Regions from separate parts of the Mus musculus genome. Here all the other regions are linked to region 3. Evidence: chromatin loops called from intact Hi-C (ENCODE). Cell type or tissue: gastrocnemius. All regions are shown on one strand. Region 1 overlaps Dtnb (dystrobrevin, beta). Region 2 overlaps Adcy3 (adenylate cyclase 3). Region 3 has its middle 29 kb from the start of Pomc.

The links. Peaks named below come from ENCODE experiments on the same cell type or tissue, not always from the same donor. Only the 100,000 strongest peaks of a DNase experiment are listed, where the experiment ranks them.
Region 1: it touches region 3 in a loop (2.1-fold over the local background); 7 of 42 quality-filtered maps call a loop at or near these places.
Region 2: a loop joins it to region 3, with 7 times the contacts of the local background. A loop is called at or near these places in 12 of 42 quality-filtered maps.

Annotation. Positions count from the first base shown.
Region 1 is chr12:3,656,728-3,664,727 of GRCm38, reverse strand. All of the region lies in intron 8 of Dtnb (dystrobrevin, beta), which reads right to left. Among named protein-coding and RNA genes, the nearest start is that of Dtnb, 88 kb to the right of the region's middle. In gastrocnemius, a CTCF peak has its summit at 3,263 (motif pointing left); a DNase peak (open chromatin) is centred at 6,717; H3K27ac peaks cover 521 bases.
Region 2 is chr12:4,204,663-4,212,662 of GRCm38, reverse strand. It overlaps Adcy3 (adenylate cyclase 3), which reads right to left. Exons shown (of 21, transcript NM_138305.3): 12 at 7,825-7,941; 13 at 6,039-6,298; 14 at 5,685-5,750; 15 at 4,002-4,086; 16 at 3,200-3,358; 17 at 2,323-2,469; 18 at 1,772-1,891; 19 at 1,058-1,181; 20 at 460-584; 21 at 1-58. It also overlaps a transcript of Cenpo not described here. Among named protein-coding and RNA genes, the nearest start is that of Cenpo, 25 kb to the left of the region's middle. In gastrocnemius, a CTCF peak has its summit at 3,673 (motif pointing right); a DNase peak (open chromatin) is centred at 3,679; H3K4me3 peaks cover 179 bases; H3K27ac peaks cover 250 bases.
Region 3 is chr12:3,922,221-3,930,220 of GRCm38, reverse strand. No RefSeq gene overlaps it. Among named protein-coding and RNA genes, the nearest start is that of Pomc, 29 kb to the left of the region's middle. In gastrocnemius, CTCF peaks have their summits at 1,175 and 3,923 (motif pointing left); DNase peaks (open chromatin) are centred at 1,146 and 3,908.

The DNA.
Region 1 (8,000 bases), 270 kb after region 3:
AGAAAGAGGATCAAGCACCATGGTATACACATGCAATCCCAGGATAAGGAAGGCAGAGACCATTGCTGGGTCCTTAGAGCTTGCTGCCAGCCAGTCCAGCCTCTTCAGGAACTTTCTGGATTGTGACACCACCTCATAAAACAAGGAGGACAGCACCTGAGGAACGATACTCGCATAAGCAAGTATCCACAGGAAGATACATCAATGTACACATATCCACAAAGGAGTTAACAACACATGAATAATGGTCATGTCTGAAATGAATAAGGAAAGAAGTGAAAGTACCGACAAACACCAGGCAGACTGGCTAATGAGTCTGAAATGGAGGGATATTAAAGAACGACCTTGCCGGGCGTCGGGGCCCACGCCTTTAATCCCAGCACTTGGGAGGCAGAGGCAGGCGGATTTCTGAGTTCAAGGCCAGCCTGGTCTACAGAGTGAGTTCCAGGACAGCCAGGTCTATACAGAGAAACCCTGTCTTGAAAAAACAAACAAACAAACAAAAAAAAAAAACAAAAAGAAAAAGAAAAAGAAAAAAAGAACGACCTTAGTGAAATAGGAGGAACAAATCGGGAACAATAAGAGGTTGTCAAAAGAGAACTGCTCTCAGTGGCTCGGGAAGGAGGGCAGCTAGATGGGGCGAGACATCCGGCATGATTGTGGGCCAGATGTTTGAGGCTCAGTGGAGGAGATCATCAGAACTGGAGAAGTCAAGAGACTGTATGGCCAGGATTTAACAGGCTTAACTCCACAGACAGTAAAATTACCAGAGAGATAACAATGGATGTGGAACCCATGCCCTGGAGCGAAGGGGCATGAGCAGAAGAAAGTCGGGAATAAGAGCAGTTGGAGGAGGGCAGCAAACTGGAGTGTGTGCCTCATGGCAGCATCTTCATGTTTCTAAGACTTTTTTTTTTTTAAATTAAGAGATGCCAGGTGTAATGTTCTAGAAGTACTAAACTGAAAAGCAAGAAATAAAATAACCAGAATGACTAATATGAGAAACTAACCCTCAATAACTCATTGTCATATTCCCACCGTCCTTGACCATGGGAGAACATGAATATGCTAACATAGCCTTTCTTTAGATTACATAACATTATATGGAAAGAGGGAGTCCACCCCAACGGTAGGAAAGGCAATCACGGGATGCACTCCAGCTGGCCTTGGAGGCAGGCGATGCCCATGTTGTAAATGGCTTATGTAAGCTTCATCGTGGCAAAAGACCGCAGATGGCCAGGAATAGAAAAGCAGGGATCAGGCTGGAGAGATGGCTCAGCAGTTAAGAGCACGGACTGCTCTTCCAGAGGTCCTGAGTTCAATTCCCAGCAACCACATGGTGACTCATAACCATCTGTAATGGGATCTGATGCCCTCTTCCGGTTTGTCTGAAGACAGCTACAGTGTACTGATATACATAAAATAAATAAGTCTTAAAAGAATAATCATGTAAATTAAAAAAAAAGGAAAACAGGAATCACAGCTGAAAAAAAAACAAAATGTATTTTGCCAACAACCAGTTAATGGGCAAGATTCCCCAAAAGCCTGAAATCTTAATGGTACTTGAGCCATGGCTGACACCTTATGCCAGGTTCGAGGGGTCTGGAGGTGAGAATCCAGCCACACTCTACCTGGACTTGTGATGAAATCTGCAGTGCCTTTTCACGCAGCAACAGAATGCTCTAGTTTACAGGCTGTGCTCCTGGGTGTTGCCTGTGGCCTCTGCAAAATAGCAACCCTTTCCTACACTCTCAACAGAGTCCAGACTACACCTCAACAATGATTCACTTGTCTCCTGAATACACAAAGGGTGGAGACAATAGTCAGCAAACCAGCAGGAGCTAAGAGAGGTGGGGCTCTTCCAGGGGGCCAAGACTCAACTCACACAGAGGAAGAGAAGCAGCCTGCTGACTCAGGAGCTGCCCAGCTGGAGTGGGCTGAGAGCACAGCAGCACCAAGCTGGTGCCATGGACACAGCTGGCAGCTTTACTGCACCAACAATAGACACAGGGCAGCAGCCAAGGCAGGCACTGACTCAGTAGCTTCTGAGGGTACCTGGGCACAAAAAAAAAAAAAAAGAAAAAGAAAAAGACAAAGAAAAAAAAGCAGACTTTGTAGATTTTGTTTTACACTTCAAGTCTGTGCCCCATTTCCTATTTGTGGGAGTGCTATTTTATGCATTAAAAACTTGTATCCAGAGATGGGAGAGGCTAAGAGCACTTGTTGCTCTTGCAGAGGACCTAGGCTCACAACCATCCATAACTGATGTTTTATGGTATCTGACCCCCTCTTCTGAACACCATGGGCACTTGGCATGCAAATAGCACACATGCATATATGTAAGTACAGCACTCATATACATCTACAATTTATTCAGACACATCTCCATATCCAGGCTGAGCATGGTGGCACATGCTTTTAATTCTAGTAGAGCTAGGGGAATCACTGTGAATTTGAGGATACCCTGGTCTACATAGTGAGTTCCAGGACAGCCAGAGCTACATAGTGAGACCCTGTCTCAATGGTAAGTAGGTAGGTAGGAAGGAAGGTAGGTAGATAAATAATTTCCTATTTGATTTTGTGCTATTTGCAAAGTAGTAATTAAATATAACATAGATCCATTTGAAACTGGGAAAAGTATGACCAATAAGCATACTTTTTCCACCCTGAAGAGACTATCAGATTATCTTTTAGAATTTAAAAGGTACAAGGAAGCCGGGCGTGGTGGCGCACGCCTTTAATCCCAGCATTTGGGAGGCAGAGGCAGGCGGATTTCTGAGTTCGAGGCCAGCCTGGTCTACAGAGCGAGTTCCAGGACAGCCAGGACTACACAGAGAAACCCTGTCTCGAAAAAACCAAAAAAATAAAAAATAAAAAATAAATAAAAATAAAAGGTACAAGGAGATAGATGCTAGCAGTAATTCATGGCTTTAATCCCAGTACTCAGGCAGATTTCTGTGCATTCCAGAACAGCCAGGGCTACACAGAGAAGCCCTATCTCAAAGGAGGAAGGAAGGAAGGAAGGAAGGAAGGAAGGAAGGAAGGAAGGAAGGAAGGAAGGAAAATTGTTTCTGATAAATATGACTCCTTATATTAAAAATTTTTGTATCAATGCTTCAAAAATTATATGAGATTATCACTAATATTTTTAAAACAGTAATATTTGTTTAACATCTTGTTAAACAAAAACTACTTCCTTATTTATAGATTTTTTTTAAAGGGGATAAGACTGTTCAAAGGTGCAGTCTGCCATCTGCTGGCTAGAAAGATGAAATTTTCAGGTCACTTCCCCTAGTTATGTAACTAAAGATATTCTACTAAGAACCACATCTGTGGTCCAAGAATATTTTCATAAATTCTCCCATTCTTCCCCAACACCCTCACCGTCTGGAATACCAAGGTGGGAGTCAGTCAGACTGACCTTGGTAAAGTGAAAACTGGGGAAGGCAGAGATCTGAGTGGCAGACAGGGAGGCAGGGGATGAGAAGTTGGTTGTGTGTTTCTATACCCTAACTACATCTAACCCACAGTCTTGGCTGGCCTGTGGCTCACTATGTAGACTAGGCTTGCCTCTGCCTCTGTCTCTGCCTCTGCAGTGCTGTAAAGGACTCTTTATAAGTAAAATTCAGCCAAGCAGTGGTGATGCACACCTTTGATCCCAACACTCAGGAGGCAGAGGTAAGTGAATCTCTGAGTTCAGGGCCAGCCTGATCTACAAAGCAAGTTCCAGGACAGCCAAGGCTACATAAAGAAACCTTGTCTCAAAACAAAACAAAACAAAAAAACAATAAAACAAAACAAAAAGATAAAGAAAATTTAGCACAAAACCACGAACATCTCTCTGGTTCCATCAACTATAAGGAAAGCCCTGCTTGTTTGGAATGTCCTGTGTGTGGTATGCTGTGTTTCCAAAGCTCTCTCCTCCCATCTGGACTCACAGCAACTCCACCCTTCCATGCCCACTGTCCTGCTCCTAGGCTGAGATCCAGCCTAGAGGGTGTGGTAGACGGCAAGGGCAGGAAGCTCTGCCCAGTGTGTCTGCCTGCAAGATTTGGCCTCTAGATGCTCTGGCTTAGACAAAGTCTCCTAAAACACGGGTGCCAAGCACCAGGGGCAGCACATGAATAGGGCAGATGTTGCTGGACTCTTGCAAAACTTCAGCGTGGTGGGCCTTCCTGATAGCCTAGAGTGGCAGTGGACACGGGAATGAAGAAGCCTCCAGTCCTTCAAGCCACAAACATATTTCAATCATCCCAAGAAAGAGCCCAGAAAACATGGAGTTGAGAAAGACAATCCTAATACCAGCAGTTCTCAATCTATGGATTGCAACCCCTTTGCCAAACCTCTATCTCCAAAAATATTTACATTGTGATTCATAACAGTAGCAAAATTACAGTTACAGAGTAGGAACAAAAATGTTATGGTTGTGTGTGTGTGTGGGGGGGGAACCTGTATTTAAGGGTTCCACATTAGGAAGGTTGAGAACTGCTGGCCTACACATCCTGCCCAAATACCTGACACAAAGTCAGAAATACAGTCTGATGATTATGGTGTTTTGTCATTAAGGTTTTATTTTTGGTGGTTTATTGTGCAACTGAGTACCACCAAATGCTACAGCACCGCAGCTCTAACAGCAAAGTTACACAGGCATGAAGCAAGCATTTCAGAGGAGATAGCCTGAATGATCTACTTCCCTTGCAAGCCTGAATATAAACCTGAGAGTTACCCTCCATTCCTTGCTTCTAGGTGAAGGGGTGTCTGCCCTCACTCATTCCCCATCTTAGCCCGGGGCTCAGTGATGGAGATGGAAGGGAGCACGCCCAGCTTGTTCCTATTCTTTATTCCTGAGGTCTGCAGGTTCCACAGCAAGACCATGCTCTTCTGCTCCCCAGAACCATCAGCAGTCAGTATTTACCCTGCTAGACAGGCTAGCAGGTGTGTGTAGAAGGTGGTGTTCAATTCAGAGGCTAGCTGCAAGTGTGTGTGTATGTGGTGTGCAGTGTGTGGTGTGTATGCGGGGTGTGTGTGTATGTGAGTATGGTATGTATTGTGTATGCTGTGTGCATGTATTGTGCTCTCTGTGGTGTGTGGTATATGGTGTGTGCATGCACATGCTGTATAGTGTGTATAGTGTGTGTGTGTGTGTGTGTGTGTGTGTGTGTGTGTGTGTGTGTGTGTGTTTTGGACATGGAATGGGACTGATCTAAAGGAGAACTGTTTTCAGAAGTAGAGCTGGGCACACCAGTACAAGCCTTCAATCACAGCGTGAGGCTGAGGCAGGAGGGCGAGGCTATCCAGTGAAACCCTGCACAGAGGTAGAGAAAGTGCTAGACATAAATGTCCACTTCAAGAAATGTCTGCATTTGCTGTCACTCACTCTGTAGACCAGGCTGACCCCAAACTCAGAGAGACCCCCAGCCTCTGTCTCCTGAGTGCTGGGATTAAAGGCGCGTGCCAGTATGCGGGGGTGCCTTTCCTTCTTGGATTGACTTTAATTAAGCTTTTGTCCCTACCCTTTGTTCCTGTGCCAAATAATCCAAATATTATTATACATTAATTTAGCTTTAAATATATGCATTTAAATATATGTATTAAGTATAAGTCTATCTCAGACGCTCTCAAACTATAGATTCATGCCCAGTGGCCTATTCAATCACTCCAAATGGACACTACCTTAATGCAACATGGCTGAAACAGAACCCTTGAGCTGGACACTTACTCATGCCTTAAACACAGCATTCTGGAGGGTGGATCCCTGAGTTCTAGGCCAGCCTGGGGCACAGAAAGAGACCCTACCTCAAAAAAACCAGAACTGAACATTGGACGAGGTATTCACCACCCACAGCCTGCCCTTCTTTGGCCAATGGCAATTCTACCACTCAAGTGGTTTAGGACAGTCTTGGTGTGTCTTTCCCTTTTCCTTGGTCCCATTATGCAGATTTATAAGTTATCCTAATTCAGTCCCTTTTATATTTTCTAAGCTAGAAACTAAGATAACTCCCTGGTAAAATGCTTACCTGACATATGAAGCCTTGGGACAGACAGATACATGCATGCACACATGCGCACACACACATCTTTACCACCTCTATTGCTACCATATCATATCATATTTTGTTTAATTATAATAATTTTCATTGTCAACTTGATTTGATCAATAAATGACTAGGACATTAATGAGGCACACCTTTGGACATGTCTGCATTGCCAGAGAGAATTAAATAAGGGGTAGAGATGGGGGGGTGGGACAACAACTGACTCTGAATTTGGGAAACACCATTTTACAGGCCGGGGTCCCTCACTGAATAAAAGTGGGGAAAGAGAATGCTAGCTGAGTAAGCACATCTCTTTTTCTGTCTCCTATCCTATCAAGGCGCTTCCTACCACCATTTCCCTGCAGTGATGGACTAGACCCCTGAACCACAGACACAATAATAAAATCCTTGTTTGTAGGAACAGACCTGTAGGGGCTGGTCTGCTGAATTACGTTGCTACAACAAGGGAATTAACTGATACAATTAATATAATAATCTTTCACAAATAGTCTGTACGCTTCTCCTTTACTTACAGTGTTCACTTTCTGCCCAGCTTCCAGACTGAGCATGTAAAACATGAATGGAATTATGTCATGCTACCCCAAGTTCTACCCAGATTCCTCATTTTGCTCAGAAGACCTGACCATGGCCGAGCAGAGCCTGGCTCGTGTCCAGATCATGCTTCTCAGACTCGCTGGCTCCCTGGCTGTGCTGGCATCAGTCTTCGCTCCTCTCTTTCCAAACAAGGCCTGTCACTTCTGTACTCTAATCTCCTCCTCACCTCTATACTCCTGATTTTGCAGCTTCCTTTCTCGCAAGTCATAGGCAAACGGGCAGGGGCACTATCCATCCACGTACCCAGCCTCCTTCTGACCAAGGCTCTTGCGCGTCACCTTTGGAAATATTACCGTGGGTATCACAGATGAGGATAAAGACAATTAGGATGGAGGAAGCAGACCTGCTTTAAACTGCCTTGGCTAAGAGGTAATAACCTCTGGTGAAGACTGGCCACAGGTACCTAGTGATTGCAAGGAAGATGAATTATAGAAATGAGTTATCTGCCCAGGTAGGAAGGAAAGCACAGCTTAGTGAGCACTATGATCACACGTGTCCCGATATGCCCAACCCTCCCATAGCAGACACAGGAAGGTGTATAATCTATGTAGTCAATGCATCTCAGATGAGTCTACCTTCCTCTGACCATATGCAACTCCTAGTGATGCAATCTGAGACCTGAAAGGGGTACCTGCACCTTCTCCCACCCCCAAGATACAGTGGGGACAGAAAGAGGAACTGTGTGTTTGGTCTTTTTCTTTCTTTCTGGTTTTGGTTTCTTTTTTTAAACAAGTTTTCATGTATATCAGACTGGCCTCAAACTCATTTTTCTACCTTCCAGTGCTGGGTACTTTGCACCACCACACCTGGTCGTGGGTCTCTTCTTTACCCACGTGGCCATGACACTCCCTCTTCTGAGGATACACAATGTTCATAATGCACTCATCCCTGCCTCTTCCTGGCATCAGGGTAAGTTCTGGGTTTCTAAAGTGATTGTCTAGCTCAAATTAATCAAGTCTTTTTAGTCCAGGCTTGTGGATTCTCTGCCAACATGATTCCCTCAGAAACGCAATAGGCCTTTCATTATTTGTTTCCCCATTAGTACCGTGTGCCAAAAACTACAGTTCTTCCCTGGACCTTATTCTCAAGCCTGAGCCACATGACACAAGGTCCCGACTTTATCTGTTCAACAGAATTCCTCAGGAACTGTGAGAGCTGACAGACGTCACGGGCCTTAACTCTACAAACAGAAGTCCTACAGGCAGTCTTTACTTGTTTATCCCACTAAGAGCGCCCACTAGGCTGTGTAAATCGTCTCAGCTCAGCTCTTACTCCTTAGGGTTTAATAACAGCTTTTTTTCTCCTTATACTGCCATAGCTACCAGAACTGTCTCTAATTTCCTTTATCTT
Region 2 (8,000 bases), 280 kb before region 3:
CTCGCCTCACAAAGCGGAAGCCGTACTCTCGAAGGATGACCTGCGTCTCTTCTACCACCTGTACATGGAGAACAGAGACAAAGTTAGAGAAGAGGAAGCCAAGATGGTGGGGTAGAAGCTCAGTAGCAGTATGTAGATACAGCCCCACATAAGGGAGACCCACAGGCAGTCACTTAAGCAGCAGACTACCATTTCATGGCACTGATACAGGTTCAAGACAGTTTAGTTGTTAACTCTACCGAACGGAGGCCGTTTCCACCCAAACCTGAATCTTAAATGTTTTGAGTGAATCAAAGCCTTAGAGGCCTCAGTCCATGTTTCCTTGGCCCTGTGGCACTGCCAACACTGACCTAATGCCCACAGGCAGGAGCCAGTAATATATGGCAAAGCACCAGGCTTCTACTTGTGTTGGACTCCCTGCATTCAAACCAACATGCTCAGTTCTAGTACTGAACATACCTGGATGTTGCCCATGACTCCTGTGGATTCCATCCTGCTGGCCACATTGACCGTATTGCCCCAGATGTCATAGTGTGGTTTCCGGGCTCCAATGACGCCAGCCAGAACCCCTCCTTTGTTCATGCCTAGAGTAGAGGAATGGAGCATGGCCACAAGCCAAGCTTGCATTAGCTTTCCACAAACTACCAATTTCTCTCTCACAGACGATCATCTAACCCCCGCCCACAAGGCTGCTAATAGGAACACCTGTGTCCCTTGGTAAAAATTCCTTCACAACTGTCTCTCAGGACTATAGTGGCCAGCTTCAATGTAACCTTCCTAATACTTCAAACTCCTGTAAATTTGCCCAGTAGTGAGGCCACTCCTCATATGAGTAGCTGGCACAAACCTTGGGGGAGGCAGGTGCGGAAGGGAGTCTGAACTGCCATTGGGAACAGTAGGGATGGGTTTATCTTTGTACTACTCCATTACTGTACATTCTACACATGAACAATCTCCAAGAGGGCAGAACTAAAGGTCCTCTGGCTCCCCTACCAATCTGCCTTTGCTTTTTAAGCCTCTGTTCTGCTGAGGCCCCCAGTGCTAGTGGTGCCTTTACCTATGCGCAACATGAAGTTGTTGAATGACTGGTTGTTGATGTTTGTGAGCGTGTCCTTCATGGCTAATGCAAAGTCAGCCAGGTCAGCCAGGTGCTGCCAGCGCTCCTTGTCTGACTTCTCCTCCTGTGTGAAAGCATGTTGACACTGTCAGAACCAACAGGCCACGACCATAACAACTAGGCAAGTGGCAAGTACGGACGCAAGGTGGCAGGCTGCTAAGGAGGGCCAGCATGTCACCACTGCAGAATTCCCTCCCACATCTGTTTAGGGGAAGGAGGCCCTGTCTCAGCTGCATCCTGTGTGCCACGTGACTGGTCACAAGGCAGAGCTCTCGTTGCTCTGTTTGAGTCTGGTCCTGCGTGGTTCCTCAAGGCTGTAAGCACTTAGTGAACACCTTCCGCTTGCTTGACTCAGCCTCAGTTCAGGAAGTTCCCATGTAAAGGAAGACTAGATGATGCTTCAAGAACCGTGCTTGCTCGTGATTCTCCATCAGGGAATCACACAGCAGGCTCCATGGGTCCACCCGAGCTCAGCAAAAAGACCAGGCAGCAGCAGCAGGGAGACTCCACCGATCCAGAACTGATACAGTTCTTAAACCCTGGGGGCATGGCCCATCGGAATGAGCCCTTTGCACAAGAATCTTCATTAACTTCATCTGATTCTCATTTCCCATGGTCTGCGGGCACGGGCTGCCTCTCTAGTTACTGGGTTACCTTGCTGGAGCTTGTAAAGCCATTGGTGTTGACATCTGGTGTGACTCCTGAAGCTGCCATATAGGTGCTGCCAATAGTTTTGATCTTGGTGATGACCCGGAATTTGGGATTGTCCAGGAGCTGAGGACAGAATTAGAACAACTAAGGAAGAGGAGCGAATGCACTATCAAGTTTGCCCGTTTCTAAGGCCCAACAATGTATCTGAGAGACACTCTCCTATACTGCCTTTGTTCATTCCCTGCTACCTGGGCATGTGAGCCTCAGCCTCAGTTACCATAAACTTAAGTTAAATGGCTAGTTTCCTTAGGTGGTGGAAGTCCTAAGAAAAAGTATGTAGTCAATGTTTAATAGGGGCTTGAGGTAGGAGAGAGGACAATCCTTAGCCCCATGAACTTGCCAGGGTCACCCCAGGATTCTGCCTCAGCCCTCAGACTCGTGAGTTCTAGATGGCCGCAGAAGCCCAGTTACTGTAAAAGACTCACGTGGGAAATGTATAGAACTTGTCTGAGATGTGATACAAAAGGAGCTAGCTCTGACAGGAGGACACTCACAGAGTCAAAATCAGAGATGATCTCATTGAGGAAGCGTAGACACTCGATGCCGCCGTTGTTGATGCTCTCCTCAGTGTAGAAGTCAGCAAAGTTGGGCAAGGAGGCAAACATGACTCCAATCTCGTCATAAGACTGGCTGTACAGCTCCTAAAAAGAGGCAAGGTCAGCCTGGGATACTGCTGTGCAAACGGGAGGACCAGGGTTGAGTGCATGGGGAGTAGAAGCCAGCTGGCTAGTCACACTAACAGAGAGCCACAGGTTCTGCAAGAGACACTCCTTCCACATATTGGGACAAGCAGTAAAGAACCTTCAGCCTCCATGTGAACACATGCATACACGCGTGCATACACCTCACAGAGAAGGTCCAAGCACTCGAGAGATGGCTGCCTGGTAGGATGGTGAACTACGGGAGCTTCGGTTGGCCTCACAGGATGTGTGTACTCAACTGTTTGAACTCAACTTTGAATGGTTAGAATGAGAAGCACTCCTCCATGGCCCCTGCATCTGTCCCTGTCCTGCCTGCCTTTGGTGATGGACTGCCTGCCTGGAAGTGTAAGATGAAATAAACCCTTCCTCCCCAAGTTGCTTATGGCCACGGTGTTTCATCCCAATAACAGAAACCTCTCCAGGGAAGGTGAGTGGGGTGGTCAGCCACCTTGGTTTGAGAAGGTGTTATTGGCAGGAGGGGCACTCTGGTTCTGTAGGGGGTCCCGAGATGCAGCATACCAGCAATATTGTGTAGCAGAGACCCTGGGAATATCTCTTGGTTTGTTTCTGGTTATGTCCAGCCATACTTGGACTTCCAATCCCAGTTTTAAAGGGACCTTGACTCAGTGCTCCTCAGAGAAAGAATAAGCTCCACATGACATCCTCTTACCTCATCTCTCTTCTTGGACCCCAGAAAATGGCGTGCAACATGCTCAGGCAACATGTTGGTGACCAAGGCCTCGTTCCATCGGCGCATCTCGTAGACACGTTCTTTCTGGTCATGGACCTCAATCTTCCACAAGAACAGTGTTCGGGCCAGTTTTTCCACCTACAACATAGGTCAGGTGAGCTGTGTGCTCTAAAGCCATCCAGTGGAAAGGTTTAGAACGGGGTATTGAATATCGTGTAGGATAACACTGGAAGGAGGCCACTAAATGACAGAAGAGCTGCAAGGAGTCACCTAATCAAAATGACATCCCACAGTTGCATTAAGGACCTGGGCCTCTTGATACAGTAGAGATCCAAGCTGGGCTGGGGCGTAGGGGTCACAAAGAGGGTTCTGCCAGAACCAGGAGGCATCCCCATCTCTAGCAGCTCCATTTATGAAGGGATCTGAGGGAGCTGTACTTTCCTGGCAAACCACTTGGGGGCATCCAAGCTAACTGTCCTTGTATGGATACTTCCTCTTTACCGAACAGAACTTCATTAGGGCCTTTCCCTTTCTCTTCTGACTCCAAGGCTAGCATTTCAGTGAACACCCCCATCACCCATACCCGGGTGAGTGCAGAGGCCTCGAGCCTGCCTAGGGTCATCCTGGAGGAGGACAGAGGAAGAAGCGGGGCACAGCAGAGCTGGTGCATCCCATGGGCCATGTTAGGTGAAGGAGCTGCTGCTTGTTAGGTGCCTGGGCTTCTGAGTTCTAGGATAGCTTGCTGGGAGGCCCTTACCACAGAAGAGGGTGTGGCACTTACGTGGCGCGAGAAGTAGTAAAAGCTCAGCATCATGACGAACATCATCACAGTCATGGAGTACTTGGAAGGCACCAGGGGCAGCCTGCTGGACAGACGGGAGGGACCGTGAAGTGCGCCTTTGCCCCCCTCCAGCTGTGCTATTCACAATCAATCAATCGATCACGGTGGGGGGGGCTTCAGAAGCTTCCCCACCTCAGTTCCTCTCCTAGTCCCCCCCCCCCCCCTCCGCAGCATGTGACTAGGCTTGGACTTGGAATCAACAGCAGCCCTAGCTCCCCTGGCTACAGGCCATTCACACTAACCTGTTCCTCAGATGCTTAGCATCTGACACATCCAAGATATAGGATCTAAGATATACACTGTAGGATTTTGAAGAAGAGACTCCCTAGCAATGGGACCAGGCTACAATCTTGCTGTGGTGCCTTTCTAACTTTAACCATAGTTTTATGTGGACTTAGAGTTAACTTCCATCACTGTATACAACTCTGCTACATGAAGAGGCCATTTTATCTGTTACCACTGATGTCCTTTGTAATATGGATGACGAGGCTACTAGAGATCTTCTCGCATGTCTACCGTGGGGTATATATGTATGTATGAACTTCTCTAAGACGTATATAGAAGTGGAGTTTCAGGGCTATTATGGGTTTTAGAGTTTTGTTTGCGATAGGATCTCATGTGTCCCAGGCTGGCCTTGAACGGTTGCCCTCCTGCCTCCATTTCCAGTTTATGCCGTTTGGGGAGCCCCAGGCTTTTTCCATGCTAAGGCAAGCATTCTACCAAATGAGCTGTATCTCCAACCCCATAGGTCTATTCCTAACCAAATCCAAATGGCTAAAACTATACCACCACCAAGAGTGTATGAGTTAACACTGACCTTAATAACAGCTTGAAATTTTTGCCACATTGGTGGGGTATAGTGACAGTTTGTTATGGCTTTAATTTGTGTTTGTGTTTTGTTTTGTTTTGTTTTGTTTTGCTTGCCTAAATGCCCTTCACTGGTGTCCATTTAAGACTCTTTTTTTTTCCCCTGAAACTCACTCTGTAGACCAGGTTAGCATCGAACTCACAAAGATCTGCCTGCCTTTGCTTCTCAAGTGCTGGGATTAAAGGTGTGTGCCACCACTGCCTAGCCATTTAGACTTATTTTATGAAGGACACATTCAAGTCTCCTGCTTTTCCTCCATTAGCACATCTTAAATAAAATAAAATAATTAAATAAAATTAAATTAAATTTAAAAACTTCACCTCAGGGTCTGCTCTAAACCTTTAGGGTACATCTTAGAGAACTTCAGTGTTCTCGGGGAAACGAGCCTAGGAGAGCTGATCTATGATGGACTCCAGAGGGGAGGGCTGACCGCCTTAATTCCAACTTAGCCCTCTTTCTTCGCTTCCCTGCCTGTGTGTATCCTGCCAGCCTGTTAACTGCAGCTGCCATCCACTCGAGTCTTTTCCGCTCTAGCCTCTGTACCCTACCTTCCACACACACAGCTCTGCTCTCAACTCTTCCGTCTCTGATGTAAGAGGAGCCCAGATGGCCAGGTCCACACTGGACACAGCCTCTACCCAGCTAATCCATGGACATACTCAACTCCTTTAACTGATGTACCTGCAAGCATGTTATAGTTGCTGCCTATGGGACGGGCTAGGAAGCAGACAAGGAGGAAACGCAGTGACTCTTACCTGTCAGTGCCATTGAGCCCAGGGGTGGCAAGTACCTGCATCTTCTCTAAGGCCACCATAGGAGAGCTGTTGAGCAGATAATAGTACATTCAGGCCACATCTGGGTGTAAGAGGCTGATACCCCAGCCAAACACTGAGGTGTCCCAAATTACTCGGTGAGATGGAAAGGGCCATTCCCAACAGGCTGTGCGCGTCTGTGAGAAAGCCCTGGATTTCCATGACTCATCATTATTTCTCTGAGGAAAGTGAGGTAGAAAGCCAGCTCAGCTCAGGCAGGTGGCCTCGAAACAGGGACAGGGTAGGGCATGTGAGAGGAAAGAAACCACGAACACGCTCAATCAGGCTTCATCTTACTCCTTTTCCTGAAAGCGCTTGTGGTCGTATTCATCAAAGACAGGACACCAGGCGTACAGGTTGAGGGCAGTCACGGCGCCTGTGACGAGCAGCATGAGCGTCAGCTTCACCATGTGGCTGACCTGCACCAGCATGATGGTGGCGATGAGCGACAGCACAGCTACGTAGTTGTAGTACTTGGGGTTCTCCATGCAGCCGCCGTCCAGCTCCATCCCAGCTGTCATGTTGTAAGGTCCCATGTAGTACTGGAGACAGCTGAGCTGGAGGCCAGGACAAGGGGAGGGGACGGGTGAAAGGGACCATCAGCGGCAGGTCAGAGGGCTCTCTCAGCGATGGCTCCCTCCGCTTTCCCCATCACACTTGCTGCAAGAGAGGCTGTGTGGCCGTTTGGAATCTCTGGGGTGACAGCTATTCTGCTACCAGGGCACCCCTACCTTCTGAGTCTGTTCATTGGTTGCACTACTGTTCACCACAGTTAACAGAAAATGTGTCCGTGAGCTAACTAAGCCTTTCTAGATAACCTGCATCTCACCTAGCTTTGGGTAACGGCTTGGCATGTAATGCCAGGGGGTGCAGGTGGATCCCTGTGCACTTGTCCCAGGTCCTTGGACCATGGGATCAGGGGCGTCATTCTGCATGGTAGACACTATGTGACCCACAGACTTCCTGTGCTCTGAGCTGTCCTTGACCAGGTAGGTGTCCAGTTACAGCCCTACAGCTTTCCACTTCTAGTACTTCCAGAGTAAGTATCTAGGCTCATTTTACTCCCGTGCATAGGTTGCTAAATTACAGCAAGTACTATACAACATTCCTAAGAGGACTTAGGAGAGTGCATTCGGTATGTCCAAATTAGTCCATATTGACTGAAGGGAAAAGTGACCTTCCCTGTCCTCTTTCCCTCACAGAGCATCTAGCTGCCCTCTCACAGAACCCTAGCTCTCCACGAACCCAGCAGAACAGAAGATGGCCTCCCCAGAGATCTCCTAGGCCCTGTGAGGCTGTGTCCCTGCCCAGCCACCTAGGAATGTAGGAGGGCTACCTGATGAAATGGGCCCACCCTCTCAGCCCAGTGGATCCCCACACAGGCTATGCTTCAGGGAACACAGCTCATGCATCCTTAGATCACAGAGACATCTCACATGTGTGCATGCATATACACAAGATGTATGTACTTTTGGGAGCTAGAACAATCTCCTGTGTCATTCCATCAGTGATATCTGCTTGTTTGATTGATTGATTGATTTTGTTTTTGAGACTAGGTCTCCCTTGGCCCAGAACAAGTCAGTAAATAAGTTTGCCAGCCAGTGAATCCCAGAGATCCTAGTGTCTCTGCTTCCCATCACTGAGACTATGAGCATTAGACCACCATGCCTGGCTTTTTTCACGCATTCTGAGGAAGGAACTCAGGTCCCAAGCTGTTTACTAACTGAGCTATCTCCCGGACACTGAAACTGCTTCAATTTTTGACTATTACTATGTGACCTAAAACAAGCAAACAAACCTTTCTGAACTTTAATCCCTATGTGTGGAGCCACAGATGATGTTGGTCCACCTAGCTGTGGACTCGGCATACTGGACCGTGGGAAGGAAGGGGCTACGAAGACCTAAGTCAACCTTGGAAGTTTCCTGAATTCCCACAGGAAGACCCTCTCCACCTAACTGGGATGTTCAGTCTCAGATTTATCTACCTGAAATATATGCTGACAGGAACGCACTGGCAAACTGACAGCATTCAGCCCCTCTCCCCTGGCTTTATGCCCCCTTCAACCAGGAAGCAAAAGCTCACCATGTCCACAACATTGGCCATAACCAGAATGAAGATGGCTAACATGGCCCAGGTGTTCCTTGCCCAGCGGGTCCGGTCAATCCAAGATGAGAAGGCCACAAGCTTCTTGGGAAATGACTAGGGGAAAAACAAAACAAACAAACAAACGTGATTTCAAGGGATTGAGCCTCCAACTG
Region 3 (8,000 bases):
ACATTTTAAAATTTACTCTTAATTATGTGTGCCAGACAGAATGTGCCTGAGAGTCATTGCCCTCAGAGACCAGAAGTCACATGTCCAGGAGCAGGAATTGTAGGCAGTTGAGAGCCACCTGATCTGGAGCTGAGAACTGAACTCAGGTCCTCTGCACCCACAATGCTCACTCCTAACTGCTGAGCCCTCTCATCAGCTCCCTTATCTCCTTCTCCTCTTTTGTGGAGACACCATCTTACTATGTAGCCCTGGCTAACCTAAAAGTTACTATGTAAACTAGGCTGGCCTCAAAAATCACAGAAATCCATCCCGCCCCTGCCCCTGCCCCTGCCCCTGCCCCTGCCCCTGCCCCTGCCCCTGCCCCTGCCCCTGCCCCTGCCTTCTAAAAGTTAGGGCTAAAGATGTGTGCAGCCATCACCACACTAGATGCTGTTCTTGTTGTCCTTGCTCCTCTTCCTCCTCTTCCTCTTCCTCTTCTTCAAGATTTTTCTATAGGTAGCCAGGCAATGGTGGCTCACACCTTCAATTCCAGCACTCAGGAAGCAAGGGCAAGCACATCTCTGAGTTTGGGGCCAGCCTGGTTTACAGAGCAAGTTCCAGGACAGCCAGGACTACATGGCCAGAGAAACCCTATATAGAAAAATAGATTTCCTTAAAACATATTGCTTAGTGTTAGAGAGATGACTCAGTGGTTAAGGCACAGGACCTGGGTTCAGTTCCCAGCACCCATGTCAGGTGGCTAAAAACCATCTGTAACTCCAGTTCCAGGTCCAACAGCCTCTGGGCCCCTCGGGTGGCCCACGCCTGCCCGTGGTGTATATAAACTCCTTCAGGCACACACATAAATAAGCCTACTGTTCTGCATTGTGATCCCTGCATATGAATCTGCAGGAATCATGCACTGCTGTAGGCTGCATCCTACAACGGGAAGCACTGAGCCACAGGACATGGACACTTAGGATATCAACAGGCACCACATGCAAGCACCAGCACTCAGCCAGCACGGACTTCTGATCTGAGTGGTGAGTGAAAGGACCAAGGCGCCTGCCAAGTACCGAGAAACCAGAGCTGCCTCAGAGGCTCAGGGAAGCAAGGTAGGGTCTGGGGTTGAGTATGTGGCAGAGCTGGACTGCTGACTGGCATAGCACTAGCAGACCTCTGCTGCCACCCAGGGGATGCCACCACTGGCACAATTGAAATAGAGTTGGTGTAAGAGGCTGGAGAAGCACAACAGCCACAGTTGTGTGCATCAGTAGAGCAAGCCTTCATTTTAGAATCCATGGAGTTGCTGCCAAGTGACCTCAGATGAGTGGCATCACTGCTGATCTGGAATTCATCATCCTGTGGGCATTTCTGGCTTTGAACTCCATGGTTCCTGACAAACAACAGAACTCTCTGTGAATTCAGATGGCTTTTCCTGTTCAAGTTTTTGCTTCTAGTGGAGGGTTCTCCCTCATGCCCTAGAAGCGGCTAGGAGGTTCTGATTTCTACTGGTTTGAACCAAACAGCTCAGTCCAATCCAGCAAGCACTTCCTAAGATTCCTGGGTCAAAGCCTTTTTCACGTGAATAGTTACAGCAGCTTCCTGATCAGGCTCCCGACCTTTGTGATCCATACAGTAACTCACGGAGCAAAAGAACCAAGAGGCAAAGAGACTGCTGGAGTCCTGTAGCCCTGCAGGTTCTTTATTGCCAGCCCCACAGATACATAGCTCATGTGTGTGCTCTGCCACCACAGGCCTTCGCAGGCCTAGCTTCCCCCCCAAGCAGTGTCACTGTTGTTTGTTGTAAGGAGCTTTGAATTTCCTTAGGGTTCTGGGAATCTAGCCCAGGCTCTAGGTACATGTTAGCCAAGCACTTTATTGTTGTGGCCAGGACTCCAGCCTTCGCTTTAGTCTTGTCTGGTTAATTTCCTGGAGGTGTCTAGTCAGAGTTAATCTTACCAGATTTCCCTGACTTTTGTATAAAATAGCACTTGCAGGGGCTGGAGACATCTTCAGAGACATGCTTGTAACCATACTTTTTGGCTACTTTATTGGGTTCTTGTTTTGTTTTGTTTTGTTTTGGAGACAGGGTTTCTCTGTGTAGCCCTGGCTGTCCTGGAACTTACTCTGTAGACCAGGCTGGCCTCAAACTCAGAAATCTTCCTGTCTCTGCCTCCCAAGTGCTGGGATTAAAGGCGTGCACCACTTCACCAATCCCTTCTAGCCCACCAACATTAGGTAGGCAAAAAAGGTTAGAAGGGGAAGGAGGCATAGACCTCTTTATACTACTTCCTGCTGGTTAGGGGCATTGAGTTTCTAGAGGCAAATCCAACTGGTGTCATCAGGATAACTCCAACCAGCAATACAGCCGAGAGCTAAAGCAGCAAACACAACAGGAAGAAGCAGCGAAGGGAGGGACAGCTGCCATCACGTCCAGAGCTCTGGCATCTTTATACCTTCTCAAGAGTGCCCAGAATAAGCCAGGCATGGTGTCGCACGCCTTTAATCTCAGCACTCGGGGGGGGTGGGGGTGGGGGTGGGGGGCAGAGGCAGGCAGATTTCTGAGTTCGAGGCCAGCCTGGTCTACAAAGTGAGTTCCAGGACAGCCAGGGCTATACAGAGAAACCCTGTCTCGGAAAAAAAAAAAAAAAAAAAAGAGTGCCCAGAATTTCAAAAGCAAACTATCTTCAGCTGGCAGAATCATGCACCTGCCAGAGCATGAGACAAATCATAGTCAGCTGCTGCGGAGGATCTGAAGCAGCCCCATATCCCACACCTGGGATTAAAACAGAAACATATTCACATAACATAACTTTTTAAAATATTTATTTATTTTATGCATATGAGTATTTATTTTATGCATATGAGTACACCACCGTTGCTTTCTTCAGACACACCAGAAGAGGGCATCAGAACCATTACAGATGGTTGTGAGCCACCATGTGGTTGCTGGGAATTGAACTCAGGACCTCTGGAAGAGCAGCTGGTGCTCTTAACTGCTGAGCCATCTCTCTATCCCCATAACTGGGTTTTTAAGAAAGCCAAATTCTCACTACAAGTGCTTGCAAGTGTGCATTTAGACCCCCAGCACCCATGGAAAAGCTGTATGTGGCAGATAGAAGGTGCCCATATTCCCTCGCTCTGGTGAGACAGAGACAAGCTGATTCCTGGAGATCACTGGTCAGTCTAGCCAAATGGGTAGATTCCAGTTTCAATCAATCCCAGCCCTTCCCTCTCACTCCCCTTGCCTCCTCTATTGTCTTCATAGTATTTATCACAGCTCTCCCGAGATCTGTTTATCCTTCATCCATCCATGGACAACACACACACACAGCACCATGAGCTTCAGGGCAGGAAGGACTGTTGCTCAAGGTTGGTTCAGATTGGGCCTTTGAGGCCTCCTGGGGAGATGATGAACTTGTCTGCAGACAGAGTCTAGAGGCTCTCAAGCCTTGAGTTTGTTAAGAAGAGGCAGGGCAGCCGGGCAGTGGTGGCACATGCCTTTAATCCCAACACTTGGGAGGCAGAGGCAGGTGGATTTTTGAGTTCGAGTCCAGCCTGGTCTACAAAGTGAGTTCCAGGACAGCCAGGGCTACACAGAGAAACCCTGTCCCCCCCCCCCCCCCAAAAAAAAAAAAAAAGAAGAAGAAGAGGCAGGGCTTTCCCACTCAAGGTCTCCTGTAAAGCCTTAAACAGGGCTTTCAGAGATTGGTGAGTTCAGAGAAGGTGTGTGATGGGCTGTGCTCATCACACAAGAAGCAGAAAGACAGCTTGGGACTTGGGACCTCAATCTGGGAGTTGTGATTGAGTGAGGGGAAACAGGCCCACTCCATGAAGATCTCCATGCAGGTGGTTCCTCAGAACTTCAAAGCTCTGTTTGGAACTTGGTCAGGTGGGTTACAATATCCCCACAATAGAACAACTCTGCCCTCTGGTGGCCACCTTAGGGGCCGAGCCACCTCAGGACTATTTAGCCAAAAAGGAGAAAACTCTCTACTTGACCTAGCTTCCATATAGACATTTTAGAAGGTATAACATATGGGACTTTGAAAAAAAAAGTCAACTAGATGTCTGAATGCACAACTTTAATCCCAACACTAGTGAAGCTGGGGCAGGACAACCAGGAGTTCAAGATAGCTTGCCTAGGATACATAGTGAGTTCAAGGACAGCCTGGGCTACATGAGATCCTGTCCCTAAAGAAATAAGGGGAAGGGAATAATAATTACAGAAATCACATTATCTGAGCATGATGTGCACAATCCTCGGAACTCGGGAGGTAGAGGCAGGTCTGCAGCAGGCTAGATGCCAGCCTAATCTATACATGAGCTCCAGGTCATACAAGGCTACATAGCAAGACCCTGTCTCCAAACAAGAGCAGGACATTGTACAGCATGCCTTGAATCCCAGAACCTGGGAGGAAGAAGTAGGTGAATCTCTGTGAGTCTGAGGACAGCCTGGTCTACACAGCGAGTTCCAGAAGCTACATAATAGAGAGACCCTGTCTCAAAAATACCAACATACAAACAAACACCACAGGGCCTGGGGAAGTGGTTCAGTGGTTAGAGTGCTCCGTTCCTAACCTGTGGTTCCGGAACCTGTGTTCCGTTCCAAGCACACATATGGGTGAGTACCTATAACTCCATCTCCTAGGAATTTAACACCCTCTTGTGACCTTCTGAACACACACACACACACAAATTAAAAACAACACAAATCAAATCATCTTTTGAAGGTTTGAGGGCAAGCACTCACAGGCACGAATGTGCCACTGTGCTTGTGTGGTTAGAGAACATGAATTTCCACAGTTTCAAGTCTCTACCTCCCATCTCATTATAAGAGCTGGATGATAGACTCTGTGGGATAACAGCACACGAGGCTCAGGGACAGGGATCAAACTTAGATCATCAGACTCATATGCTGATATGGAGATCCTCTGAGCCATCACACTGGTACTTTGATAGGTGGAAGGCATCTCTCTCTTTTTCTTTCTCCTTCTCCTCCTCCTCCTCCTCCTCCTCCTCCTCCTCCTCCTCCTCCTCCTCCTCCTTCTTCTTCTTCTCTCTCTCTCTCTCTCTCTCTCTCTCTCTCTCTCTCTCTCTCTCTCTCTCTCTCTCTTTCTCTTTCTCTCTTTTTCTTTTTCTGACAGGGTTTCTCCATGTAACAGCCCTGGCTGTCCTGGAACTTACTCTGTAGACCAGGCTGGCCTTGAACACACAAGAGACACACCTGCCCCTGACTCCAGAGTACTGGGATTAAAGGTGTGCACCACCACACATCACAGCCGGCTCTCTTTACATCTGCCCACCACAGCAGGCCCTGTTCAGATCATTTTTATACCCCTGATCCTCCTGGAGTTTTCTCTGTGTTTCATTCCCAGTCAAGTATTTACAGAGCACCCACCGCATTGCCGGTGCTGGCTAGTGATAGAGGAGATAAAACTCCGAATGCAGCTTCTTTCTCTTCTGCGTGTAATCATCTTGTGCTTTTCTGCCCTGAAATCTTCACTCCGTGTCACAACCTCTATTGTCACACACTTGGCAGGAAATCATTGCTAATGGCCACAGGCAGCCTCCGAGCGACTGCCCTCAGCCATTTGTCTAGTAAACAGCCCGGATAAGTGGATGCTGCTTCAGATCAGAAGAAGGCAGAAGGAGGGATGTTTGGTCTCCGCAGGAGAGAGCTCAAGATGGTCATTACTGCCTCCAGGCCCTCTGCCCCATGCTAGAGAGTTCCAGCAACAGAGTCCGTCAAAGCACCCGATACCCAGAATCCTTTCAACCACACCCACCTGCAGCGGCTGTGCTAGAACAGTGATAGACAGGAAGGTACCAGGAGCCTGACTTAACCCAGGGACCACTTCCCTGTTAGAAGCTTGTGGTGAGAATTTCCCAGGCCTGGGATGTGGGGCTGCTTCAGGTCATCCACAGCAGCTGACTATGATTTGCCTTGTGCTCTAGCAAGGGCGTGGATTTGCCAGCTGCAGATAGTTACTATGATTGTGTGGCCTTTGGAATTCTGAGGACTTTTCAGAATAAATAATAAATGCTAGAGCCCCCCGTGGTGGGGGCTATTGGTTGCTGTTAAGAACTCACATGCAAAGAAGAAATAAGAAGAAATTAGATGTCCTGACATCTGAGAGATCAAACTCACAGGAAGTAGTCTAATGATAATGTTTCCTCCTTTCCCCTCAGTTCTGTTGTCTCTTCTATCTAGTGTTCAGAGGTCAAAAGGAAGAAAAGGAGTGAAGGGTGGAAGGAAAAACCCACAAAGAGAGCCAACGTCTAGTTATTCAAGTTGGTAAGGCAATCCTAGAAATTCAGGAGGCAGAAGCAGGAAGATCAAGAGTTCAAGGCTAGCTTCAATATAGCAACCACAGCCAACTTAGGCTACACGATACCCTGCTTAAAGCATTTTTCAGAATGATCCCTTGTAATAAACAGTTAGAAAGCACACTGGATGAGAAGAATGCATTCATACTGCCAACACAAGAAGGGCTGTTTAGAAATGTGTTAATGAGAATCCTATAAGTCCTCTCTAGATGAAAGATGTGAACTTGAAAGATATAAAGGCTTGAATAAATACAAAGATACATGTTGGGGGATGTTTTCTGTGCACCATGTATTCCAGTGCTGATTTCTGTACCTGAGATCTGGTTGCAGTCCAGACTTGGGTGTTGCCATTATTGTGAAGAATTTCCTGACTCCGTTTTTTAAAACACGTTCTCCATCATCTTCTGATTGGTCAATATAGAGCTGGTCAGCCTATATCTAGCTGGGCAGGAGAAGAAAAGGCAGGATTTCTGAGCCCAGAGAGCCAGGGAGAGGGTTTCAGCTGGGCTCTGAGGAGTTCCCACTGGGACCCGGGGTCCACGGTGGCAGGTAATGGCCACGTGACTGGGAAGTAGGCCATTGCTGCATAGTCCGCTTAAAAGAGATCGGTAACCGCCCAGCTATCGTGCAAGGAACTTATTAACAAATATAAAGGTCTCCGTGGCTTTATTAGGGAACAAGGGAGGGCATAGGAAAAAACCCATACTTTTGTAAATACATTTTGTTTTGGCCAAAAGAAGCATTCTGTGACCAGGGCAGTAGGGAAGTGTGTAATCCCAGTATTCTGGAGGTAGGTGAAGAATTGGGAGTTCATGGCCACCCTTGGCTACAGAGAGAATTTGTAAACTACACATGATTCTATCTTAAATAATGGGCACGGTAGCTGGGCAGTGGAGGTGCACAGCTTTAATCCCAGCACTTGGGAGGCAGAGGCAGGCGGATTTCTGAGTTGGAGGCCAGCCTGGTCTACAGAGCGAGTTCCAGGACAGCCAGTGCTACACAGAGAAACCCTGCCTCAAAATAAATAAATAAACAAATAAATAAAAATTTAGGACACGATGTTTTACACAAAGAAACTCTGTCTTGGAAACCCAAATAAAATTTTTGTTTGTTTGGTTGGTTTTTGGGTTTTCAAGACAGGGTTTCTCTGTGTAACTCTGGCTGTCCTGGAACTCACTCTGTAGACCAGGCTGGCCTGGAACTCAGAGATCTCCCTGCCTCTGCATCCCGAGTGCTGGGATTAAAGGTGTGTGCCACCATGCCCGGCTAAATAAATAAATTTAATTAATTAAATAAAAGGTGGCATGTGTATTTTTCTCCCAGAATCTGGAAGATGGAGGCAGGCAGATCTCTTTGGGTGTGTTGGAGTCCAGCATGTTCTACGTAGTGAGATCCCAGTTAAAGAGGAGGAGTGGGGAGTGATATGTGTGAGGAAATGTTTCCCTGGGATAACCTATACATTTGCCAGAAATGTATTATCACAGACAAAACCTTCTGTCTTGTCTTCCCCTTCCCCATGCAGGACTCTTTCTCTGCAGAGCACATGATGATTCGATTATGTTGTATGAGTTTTATGTTGCTCTCCCATGAGGCTAAGAAAACAACACTGGAAGTCATCTGGAAGATAAGTGAAAAGTGGTGATAAACCTCTTACCAGGTGGTAGAAGTAAAGTGTGAACCTGTGGCAA